2 separate regions of the Homo sapiens genome follow, and region 2 is linked to region 1. A link is an interaction called in ENCODE POLR2A ChIA-PET data of the cell type or tissue named here. Cell type or tissue: GM12878. All regions are shown on one strand. Region 1 overlaps SETD2 (SET domain containing 2, histone lysine methyltransferase). Region 2 overlaps SETD2 (SET domain containing 2, histone lysine methyltransferase).

Evidence for each region. Peaks named below come from ENCODE experiments on the same cell type or tissue, not always from the same donor. Only the 100,000 strongest peaks of a DNase experiment are listed, where the experiment ranks them.
Region 2: POLR2A ChIA-PET joins it to region 1 with 5 read pairs; 4 of 35 experiments call an interaction of 5 or more read pairs at or near these places.

The regions. Positions count from the first base shown.
Region 1 is chr3:47,041,987-47,046,986 of GRCh38, reverse strand. It overlaps SETD2 (SET domain containing 2, histone lysine methyltransferase), which reads left to right. Exons shown (of 21, transcript NM_014159.7): 16 at 366-500; 17 at 4,287-4,426. Among named protein-coding and RNA genes, the nearest start is that of NBEAL2, 65 kb to the right of the region's middle. In GM12878, no CTCF peak of the experiment used is centred here; no DNase peak of the experiment used is centred here.
Region 2 is chr3:47,098,615-47,103,614 of GRCh38, reverse strand. It overlaps SETD2 (SET domain containing 2, histone lysine methyltransferase), which reads left to right. Exons shown (of 21, transcript NM_014159.7): 7 at 192-269; 8 at 2,060-2,157. Among named protein-coding and RNA genes, the nearest start is that of SETD2, 63 kb to the left of the region's middle. In GM12878, no CTCF peak of the experiment used is centred here; a DNase peak (open chromatin) is centred at 2,034.

The sequences.
Region 1 (5,000 bases):
ATATCCCAGGAGCAGCACTTCATTGGTTTTTGCTTATAGAAACTGTCCACCTGTTTAATTTTCAATGTCATTCCAATGTCATTGAAAGCTAAACAGTTGGAGAATTTCTATGACCAAAAAAAAAAAAGCTTTTATTTTCTTATGATAAAGTAAAATCAAAGTAAGTAAATGAATAGGGAATTAGTAAAAAAAGAAACTTTGGGGTTTGAAACAAAAAATTGTTTTGCACATTTATGTCCAAATATATAAACAAAAAATTTTAAAATGTTATGGGTATATCTTTAAGATTGTGCCAACTTGGAAGTCAGTCTGTTTATTAAAGTGACAAAAGCTTAAATTATTGATTTCTTCATTTTATCTTTTAGAGTTATGCCCAGCCAAGTCTTCAGTATATCCAGGGGCAACAGATTTTCACAGCTCATCCACAAGGAGTGGTGGTACAGCCAGCCGCAGCAGTGACTACAATAGTTGCACCAGGGCAGCCTCAGCCCTTGCAGCCAGTAAGAAATGTTTCAGTTGTTAAAACTCATTGGCTGTCTACTTTGTCTTTGGAAGGTTTTCTTTTTGGTTTGGATTTGTTTTGGGTTTTATTTTTGGGTTTTTTTTTCACGTGTTCTTTGTTTTATTTTATTTTATTTTATTTTTTTTTTGAGACAGAGTCTCGCTCTGTCACCCAGGCTGGAGTGCAGCGGCACAATCTTGGCTCACTGCAACCTCCACCTCCTGGTTTAAAGCGATTCTCCTGCCTCAGCCACCTGAGTAGCTGGGATTACAGGTGTGTGCCACCACGCCTGGCTAATTTTGTATTTTTAGTAGAGACGGAGTTTCCCCATGTTGACCAGGCTCGTCTTGACCTCATGACCTCAGGTGATCCACCCGCCTCAGCCTCCCAAAGTGCTGGGATTATTTATAGGCATGAGCCACCACGCCCGGCCCGTTTTTAAATTTGTGTAGCCACCAAATTCACCTGAGCCACCCTGAGGGCGTGAACTCAACCATTTTGTAAAAAAAAAATTTTTTTAATTCTGTGGAATTTATAGTTCCGTTAATACATATTTTGCTCCGCACCTGTAGTCCCAGCTACTCAGGAGGCTGAGACAGGAGAATGGCGTGAACCTGGGAGGCGGAGCTTGCAGTGAGCTAAGATCGCGCCACTGCACTCCAGCCCAGGTGACAGAGCAAGACTCCATCTCAAAAAAAAAAAAAATGCTCCTAGGATCCTTTTTATTTGTTGTTTACCCTGACCTTGTATTTTTATATTTTACTATGAATTTTTGAAGTAATAATTTTTTTTTTTTTTTAACTCTGTCACCTAGGCTGGAGTGCAGTGACACGATCTTGGCTCACTGCAACCTCCACTTCCTGGGTTCGAGTGATTCTCCTGTCTCAGCCTCCTGAGTAGCTGGGACTACAGGTGTGCATCACTGCACCCAGCTAATTTTTGTATTTTTTTTTTTTTTTTTTTTTAAGAGATGGAGTCTTGCTCTGTCGCCCAGGCTGGAGTGCAGTGGCATGATCTCGGCTCACTGCAAGCTCCGCCTCCTGGGTTCTCACCATTCTCCGGCCTCAGCCTCCTGAGTAGCTGGGACTACAGGCGCCCGCCACCACGCCTGGCTAATTTTTGTATTTTTAGTAGAGACGGGGTTTCGCTGTGTTAGCCACGATGGTCTCAATCTCCTGACCTCGTGATCTACCCGCCTTGGCCTCCCAAAGTTCTGGGATTACAGGGATGAGCCACTGTGCCCAACCTTAATTTTTGTATTTTTAGATACGGGGTTTCACCATGTTGGCCAGGCTGGTCTTGAACTCCTGACCTCATGATCCGCCCGCTTCAGCCTCCCAAAGTGTTGGGATTACAGGCGTGAGCCACCACACCTGGCCGAAGTAACAATTTCCTAGACCAGCTATCTATCAGTATTTACCGCGTACAGGTTGAGTATCCCTTATCTGAGCTTCACGGGACCAGAAGTATTTCACATTTCAGAATTTTATGGATTCTGGAATATCTGCACTATAATTACCACTTGAGCATCTCTAATTTGAAAATGTATAGCTTGAAATATTCCAATAAGCATTTCCTTTGAACATGGCCTTTGAGTGTCATGTCAGCACTCAAAATGTTTTGTATTTTTGTATTAGGGCTGCTTAACCTGTACTAGAATATGATACTGTACTAGTCACCATGGACTAGGCATGTAGAATTGTGTGATATACTTCACTATACATGTTGTACAATGTTTAAAAAAAGTTTTTTATATGATGTTTAATATTAAGATAAGCTTTTGGTATTCTGCAACATATGTAGGAGGATATGGTGAAATCTCAAAGTGTTGTTGTTTTTGGATAAAGTGGAAAATAAGAGGTTGGCATGGGAAACAACTGAAAAAACTAAACAGAATAGCATGGTCAAATCAGCACTTTAGAACACCTACAGTTCTGGAGAAAGCTCTTGCAGCAATCCAGCAATTGATGATGACTTTAGACAGGACAGTTAGTGAAGATGGACTAAAAATACTATATGTGAAATAACAGGATAATAAGATAATGTGTACTTAGAGCAGATGTTTGAGTGCTTGTTACGAGTTGAGCCCTTCTAGGCCTTTTTTTTTTTTTTTTTTTTTTTTTTTTTTTTTTTTTTTTTTGAGATGAAGTCTTGCTTTGTTGCCCAGCCTGGAGTACAGTGGTTTGATCTCGCGGCTCACTGCAACCTCCGCCTCCCAGGTTCAAGCAGTTCTCCTGCCTCAGCCTCCTGAGTAGCTGGGATTACAAGTGCACACCACCACACCTGGCTAATACTTTTGTATTTTTAGTAGAGACAGGGTTTCACTATGTTGGCCAGGCTGGTCTCAAACTCCTGACCTCGTGATCCACCTGCCTCGGCCTTCCAAAGTGCTGGGATTACAGGCATGAGCCACTGTGCTTGGCCGACTAGGCATTTTTAATACAAACATAAATAAGTTTCCATTTGTATTCTTAAAAGCTGATCTTTCAAATAAGAGAGATGATGATCACAAGAGAAAGATGGTGACTACACTAAAAATAAAGTTTTGTGTTGGGAATAAGTACTGAATGGTTTGGAATATATATTTTTTCTTTTTTGCCTTAAACTATTAAGAGATAAATGGTTTGGAATATTAAGGGACACAGAAGCTTGGGGAAAAGAGGTCACTTTATAAGCTAAAGGATAGGGTAATGGAGGAATTGAAACTTAAGCTGGGCCAGAAAACCCCAGCTGGGTGAAATAAGAGATAAAAAAGAGTATACACAAAGCAAGAATGCTCAAAGACCCGTGTTTGCTTAAAAGTGAACACATTTTATCTGAGCCTGGGGTCTTCAGGTTCCTCTTTAACTGTGCAAGCAAAGGTAAAGGTAAAAAATGTATTCTTCATTAATAGGCTTGAAAGAAGGAACAAGTATATATCCTTGTGGTGATTACTAGTCTGCTAGGGCTGCGGTAACAAAATACCACAGACTGAGTGGATTAAATAACAGAAATTTTCTCACAGTTCTTGAGGCTGGAAGTCCAAGATCAAGGTGTCAGCAGTGTTGGTTTCTCCTGAGGCCTCTCTCCTTGGCTTGCAAATGGCTGCCTTCTTGCTGTATATACCTTTTCTCTGTGAGTGTCCTCTGGTGTCAGTTCTCTTTTAATAAGGACACCATCCTATTAGATAAAAAGTCCTCACTCTTTTGACTTCATTAATCTTAATTAGCTCTTTACAGGCCCTGTGTCCCAGTAACAGTCACAGCAGGATTAGAGCTTCAACATACATGTTTTGGGGAAACAAAAATCAGTCCATAAGTGATTATGAGGTTTTTATGTTTTTCAGAATGTGGCACTAATATTTTATAGTTTTGAGGTTTCAAGTACGGAAAAAATATAATGGATAATGTTAACATTCTGTCATATTTGCTTCTCAGGGGGTTTTTTGGTTTTTCTTTTTTTTTTTTTTTAAAGATAAAGATATTTCTGTATCCCATTTAGTTAATTGGTATCCTGCAGTTGATATGCCTTAGAATTGGTGTTTTAAAGTTGAAAAATGCTGCTCTATATGATAAACTATATGGTATCTTGGATGGTAAACTTAGAGCCAACTGTCAATTTTCTGATAGCTCTGTAAACCTCTTTATATATACTGTCCCTTATTTCCCAGACTGTACCTTTCCTTTATCCTTTTTTTAAGAGGAGGTAGATGTACATTTTTACATATTTAAGTGGGCTATTTTGTCCTATTCAGCCAGATTAAGAGAGAGATCACTGATCAAAAATGTGTGTGTTTTCTTTGTAGTCTGAAATGGTTGTGACAAATAATCTCTTGGATCTGCCGCCCCCCTCTCCTCCCAAACCAAAAACCATTGTCTTACCTCCCAACTGGAAGACAGCTCGAGATCCAGAAGGGAAGATTTATTACTACCATGTGATCACAAGGTAAGAGGAGCTGTATGGGCGTTCCCATGTCTGCTTTTACTTAATCAAAGAAGTTGCCACTATAAGGGGAGTTTTACAGTTGTAAACTTCTTGTCATTAGCTTTTCACTGTGCTTGAAGGCTGCTGGATTTCCAGAATCACATCTTAAGTGTATTTTAGACGTTAGACTTTGGTTCTTTTTGTATTTGTTTTGGTGTATTTTTATTTTATTTATTTTGTCACCCAGGCTGGAGTACAGTGGTGTGATCTCAACTCACTGCAACCTTCTGCTCCCATGTTCAAGTGATTCTCGTGCCTCAGCCTCCCCAGTAGCTGGGATTACAGGCATGTACCACAATGCCTGGCTAATTTTTGTGTTTTTAGTGGAGACGGGGTTTCACCATGTATGTTGGTCAGGCTGGTCTCGAACTCCTGACCTCAGGTGATCTGCCCTGCCCGCCTTGGCCTCCCAAAGTGCTGGGATTGAGCCCCTGCACCTGGCAGTTTTGGTGTATTTCTAATCTGCAAGACTCTTGGAGAAAGCTGAGGAGATTTTTTAAATGCTCCTTCATCTAATATTGTATAAGTATCAGGG
Region 2 (5,000 bases), 57 kb before region 1:
AGCCATTGTTTACAGTGGAAAAACTTTGAAGCTGGTAGTCAGGAGGCCTCACTGCCCTACCTTAACTGGTTAGGTTTCGCAGCACAATCTTTTTTTTAATTGATGCATAAGAGATGTATGTAGTTTTGCAGGTAATTGCATGAATATTTAAGGTATTATTTTTTAATTCTTAAATGATCCTCTTCTCCCAGATAATAGATGCCACTCAAAAAGGAAATTGCTCTCGTTTCATGAATCACAGCTGTGAACCAAATTGTGAAACCCAAAAAGTAAGTTGAGGTGGATTTAGAGTTTGAGGTATTTGTTCACGATTGCTGTTCTGACCATTAATTTTAGATCCCATATCTAAGGTACTCATGAATTTTTTAGTCCCTTTTTCCTATTCTACTTTATTATTTAAGATTTTATTTGGAAATAGGTTTAGATTTATAGGAATGTTAGAAAAATAGTATTGACTACACCCATATATCAGTCTTCACCTAGCTTTCCCCATGTTAACATCATATATAACCATAATAAAAGGATCAGATCCAGAGAATGCTATTAAGTAATATGAAGACCGTATTCCAATTTTGACAGCTGTTGTTTTTCTGGTCCAAGATCCAATCCAGGAACTCACATTGCATTTAGTTGTCACCTCTCCTTCCTTGCCCATAATTATTTTGTATATTATTTTAATGGTGCCAAAATACAAAACTAAATTTTAATTTTGAAAGTTCAGTGTGTATTTGGATTCTTTATTAGGTCTTATCTAGGTGCAACATTTGACTTTTAATAACACTGATGAGGGACTGAAGGACTAACATTGAGAGGGATTGTATCTTTTTTTTTTTTTTTTTTTTGCCCAGGCTGGAGCGCAGTGACATGATCTCGGCTCACTGCAACCTCCGCCTCCTGGATTCATGCGATTCTCCTGCCTCAGCCTCCCAAGTAGCTGGGATTACACGTGCGTGCCATCACGTCCAGCTAATTTTTTTAGTATTTTTAGTAGAGACGGGGTTTTGCCATGTTGGCCAGGCTGGTCTCGAACTCCTGGCCTCAAGCGATCCACCCCCGTCAGCCTCCCAAAGTGCTAAGATTATAGGCGTGAGCCTCCGCACCCAGCTGGGATTGTAACTTTTTAAGGTTAAAGCTATGAACCCGCTCTGCAAATGTATATCATTGATTTCCTCTCATGTTGAAATAGCACTTTTGAGTCTGGATATTTTTTGCCCTTTGAACTATACACTAATAGATTTTATGCATGGCTCTTCCAAGAGCCAAGTTGTATAACAAAAAGGAGAACCTACTGTGGAATCATTCAACCTAGGTTTTGGTTATAGTTCTGCCAGAGCTGGTGGCCACATGTCTAGCTGTGAGACTCTCACTGTACAGTGTCCCTTAATCTCTGCAAGTCCAGAGTTTTCATTAGTAACATGTGCAAATTGTCTGGATCAGAGCTCCTCAGTCCTTGACTTGCTTACATGTTTTGGAACTAAAAGATCTGCCTAACATGTATCTGCCCCCATTTTAATTCTTGAGTCTTATGCATCTGTTCTGATGTCCCTTTCACTATACTCAGCCAGATGACCACCACTTCATGGAATTAAACTTTTGGGATCAGTGTTTCCTAGTTTCTATATCTCATCTTATCTTACAACATGGTTACTTTTAACATATGTTAATATAGACTTGCCTTTGATACTCAGTGACACAAGCATCCTCTGTTTGCCAATTTTTAGTACAAGTGAATCTTTACTGTATGGAAATGTTAAGATAAATTAAAATAGCAGTTACTTTTTTTTCTTTTTTTTAGCAGTTACTTTTATTAGAGACGAATTAGAGATATATGCAATCTGGTAGTCCATTAAATGAGAGTTACACTTAAATATTTTAGTTCTTTTAAAGAAAAAAGTCTCCATGTGCTATTTGGGAAAACCTTCATTGCCTAAAGACCCACTTGCATAATTAAGGCAGATGATGATGATCTTTATATATGCGCACACACACACACACACACACACACACACACACACACTAATAAGTTACTAATTTCTTTTGTTTTCAAACATCATCTCAGTGGACTGTGAACGGACAACTGAGGGTTGGGTTTTTTACCACCAAACTGGTTCCTTCAGGCTCAGAGTTAACGTTTGACTATCAGTTCCAGAGATATGGGTAAGTATTGTTTCTACTAATTTTGCTGCTTCTGATGGGGAAATAGGCTGTTCAGATATAAGGATATAAAACTTTAATATAAATTACTTAAAAGTTATATTTACTCTTAACTCTTATCTATAAGATATTGTTTTGGTTTTGTGTGTTTTTCTACTGTATGACACTTCTGACCCTTAAGGGATGTTGTACAGGAACTGTATAATTTTCTCCTCAACTTCATATGGTCTACTTGTATAATTATATTTCTTATGTAATTCTGAAAAACTTTAGACATGCCAACTCTTTTTGTGTCTGAAGAGAATAGTACAGTATTATAAATTCCTCTGTATCCGTTATTCAGCATTAACAGTTAGCATAACTCATAACCAGTCTATTTCATCTGTACCATTTTGTACTCTTAAATATAATTGGTTACCTAGTTCTTTTTTTTTTTTTTTTTTTTTTTTTTGAGATGGACTCTTGCTCTGTCGCCCAGGCTAGAGTGCAGTGGCGTGATCTTGGCTCACTGCAAGCTCCGCCTCCCAGGTTCATGCCGTTCTCCTGCCTCAGCCTCCTGAGCAGCTGGTACTACAGGCGCCCGCCACCACGCCCAGCTAATTTTTTGTATTTTTAGTAGAGACAGGGTTTCACCGTGTTAGCCAGGATGGTCTTGATCTCCTGACCTTGTGATCCGCCCGCCTCTGCCTCCCAAAGTGCTGGGATTACAGGCTTGAGCCACTGCGCCCGGCCTGGTTACCTAGTTCTGTTTCCTAAAAACAGTAACCGATGCAATAGCAAAGACTGCCTAAGCAAAAAGTGTGAGAGTTCTTATTAACACTGAAGCATTAATAAAGATACTGAGGAGGTTTGAAGCACATTATGTAAAATCCCTGTGTTCTAATGACTACTTAAAAATAAAACTACAGGCTGGTTGCAGTGGGTCACGCCTGTAATCTCAGCATTTTGGGAGGCTGAGGCGGGCAGATCATGAGGTCAGGAGTTTGAGCCTGGCCAACATGGTGAAACCCCGTCCATACTAAAAATATAAAAATTAGCTGGGCGTGGTGGCGCACGCCTGTAATCCCAGCTACTCTGGAGGCTGAGGCAGGAGAATAGCTTGAACCTGGGAGGCGGAGGTTGCAGTGAGCTGAAATCGTGCTGTTGCACTCCAGCCTGGGTGACAGAGGGACTCCATCTAAAAAAAATAAAAAGCAAACGAACAAAAAACTACGCCTGGGAGGCTGGGTGCGGTGGCTCATGCCTGTAATCTCAGCACTTTGAGAGGCCAAGGTGGGCAGATCACGAGGTCAAGAGTTCGAGATCAGCCTGGTCACATGGTGAAACCCCGTCTCTACTAAGAATACAAAAAATAGCCAGGTGGGGTGGCACATGCCTGTAATCCTAGCTACTCCGGAGGCTGAGGCAGGAGAATCACTTGAGATCGTGCTACTGCACTCCAGCCTGGGCACAGAGAAAGACTCTGTCTCGAAAAAAACAAAACAAAAACAAAAAAGCAAAAAAAAAAAAAGGTATATTAGTCAACCAATTCATGACTTTGAAGACTAGTTTAAAAATAAAAAAGGAAAAAAATTAAGCATTTAAACATTTATTCTGCCTTTCTCAAGTGACTTCTGCTTTAGGTTAAACCAAATAGTTGATGAGAAGAAGTTTTTCTTTGTACAAGTCTTCCAGTTAATAAATGTAGTAGTAGGTGAGTGGTGCATGCTTATAGTCCCAGCTACTCAGGAGGGTGAGGTGGGAGGATCACTTGAGCCTAGGACATTGAGGCTGCAGGGAGGCATGACCTTGCTACTACAGTCCAGCCTGGGCCATAGCACAAGACCCTGTCTCAGAAAACAAAAAGATAAAACTAAATTAAGTAGTAAAAATATCACCATTTTGCAACACTTAGTAAGGTATGGGTCCTAAACAGTGGTCATTAGTGGCCGCTAATATCAGAAAAAGACAACTAATGTGTGCCTCATAATGAAAGAACACAACATTACCCGTGAAACAGTCTATCTTCTTTGGGTCTTTAGGACCAGTGACCTATGCAAGATACTTTCTGATTATTAAGAAACCAGTACAATTAAAATATTGGAAAATTTAAGTAAGATACAAAACCCTAAAAGTTTTTATTTTATTTTTTTCAGATTATACCTATATCAATTAGTAGCTTTTGGTGTTTATGCTAGAAAAGCACACAGCTGCAGAGTTTCCTGAATATTTTAATTCTTTTAATGCTACCATATGATGAGGTTTTAATTCCTGTACTCTGTTCAGTCTGGTGACAGTTACCAGACTTCTGGCAATGAAGGTCTTTTACATACTCCTTCACATTGTTTCATACATGCTTCATGTCTTAAACATAGTGAACTCTGAAACTGATGATCTGATTATAATCTAGGACAAATGCCAGATGGTTGTTTCCGATTCTGTCTGCTTCTCTTGTCAGATATTCAGGGCATGAATGCAGACCAGGTTCTGTGTCGGGCTCCATTTTTTTGCCTCTGTGCTTGTATTGTCCTCTCTGAGGGAAAGAAAAGTGGAAATCAAGTGCTGTTTGGGAATTCCTGCTCTACTTATTGAACAATTTATTTTTATCCCTCTAATTGCCACTATCATATCCTAAGTCCACCAGTTTACTATTAGAATACTCAATTATTATTATTATTATTTTTTTGAGACAGAGTCTTACTCTGTCACCCAGGCTGGAGTGCGGTGGTGCAATCTCGGCTCACTGCAACCTCTGCCTCCTGGATTCAAACAATTCTCATGCCTCAGCCTCTTGAGTAGCTGGGATTACAGGTGTGTGCCACCATGCCCAGCTAATTTTTGTATTTTTAATAGAAATGGGGTTTCAC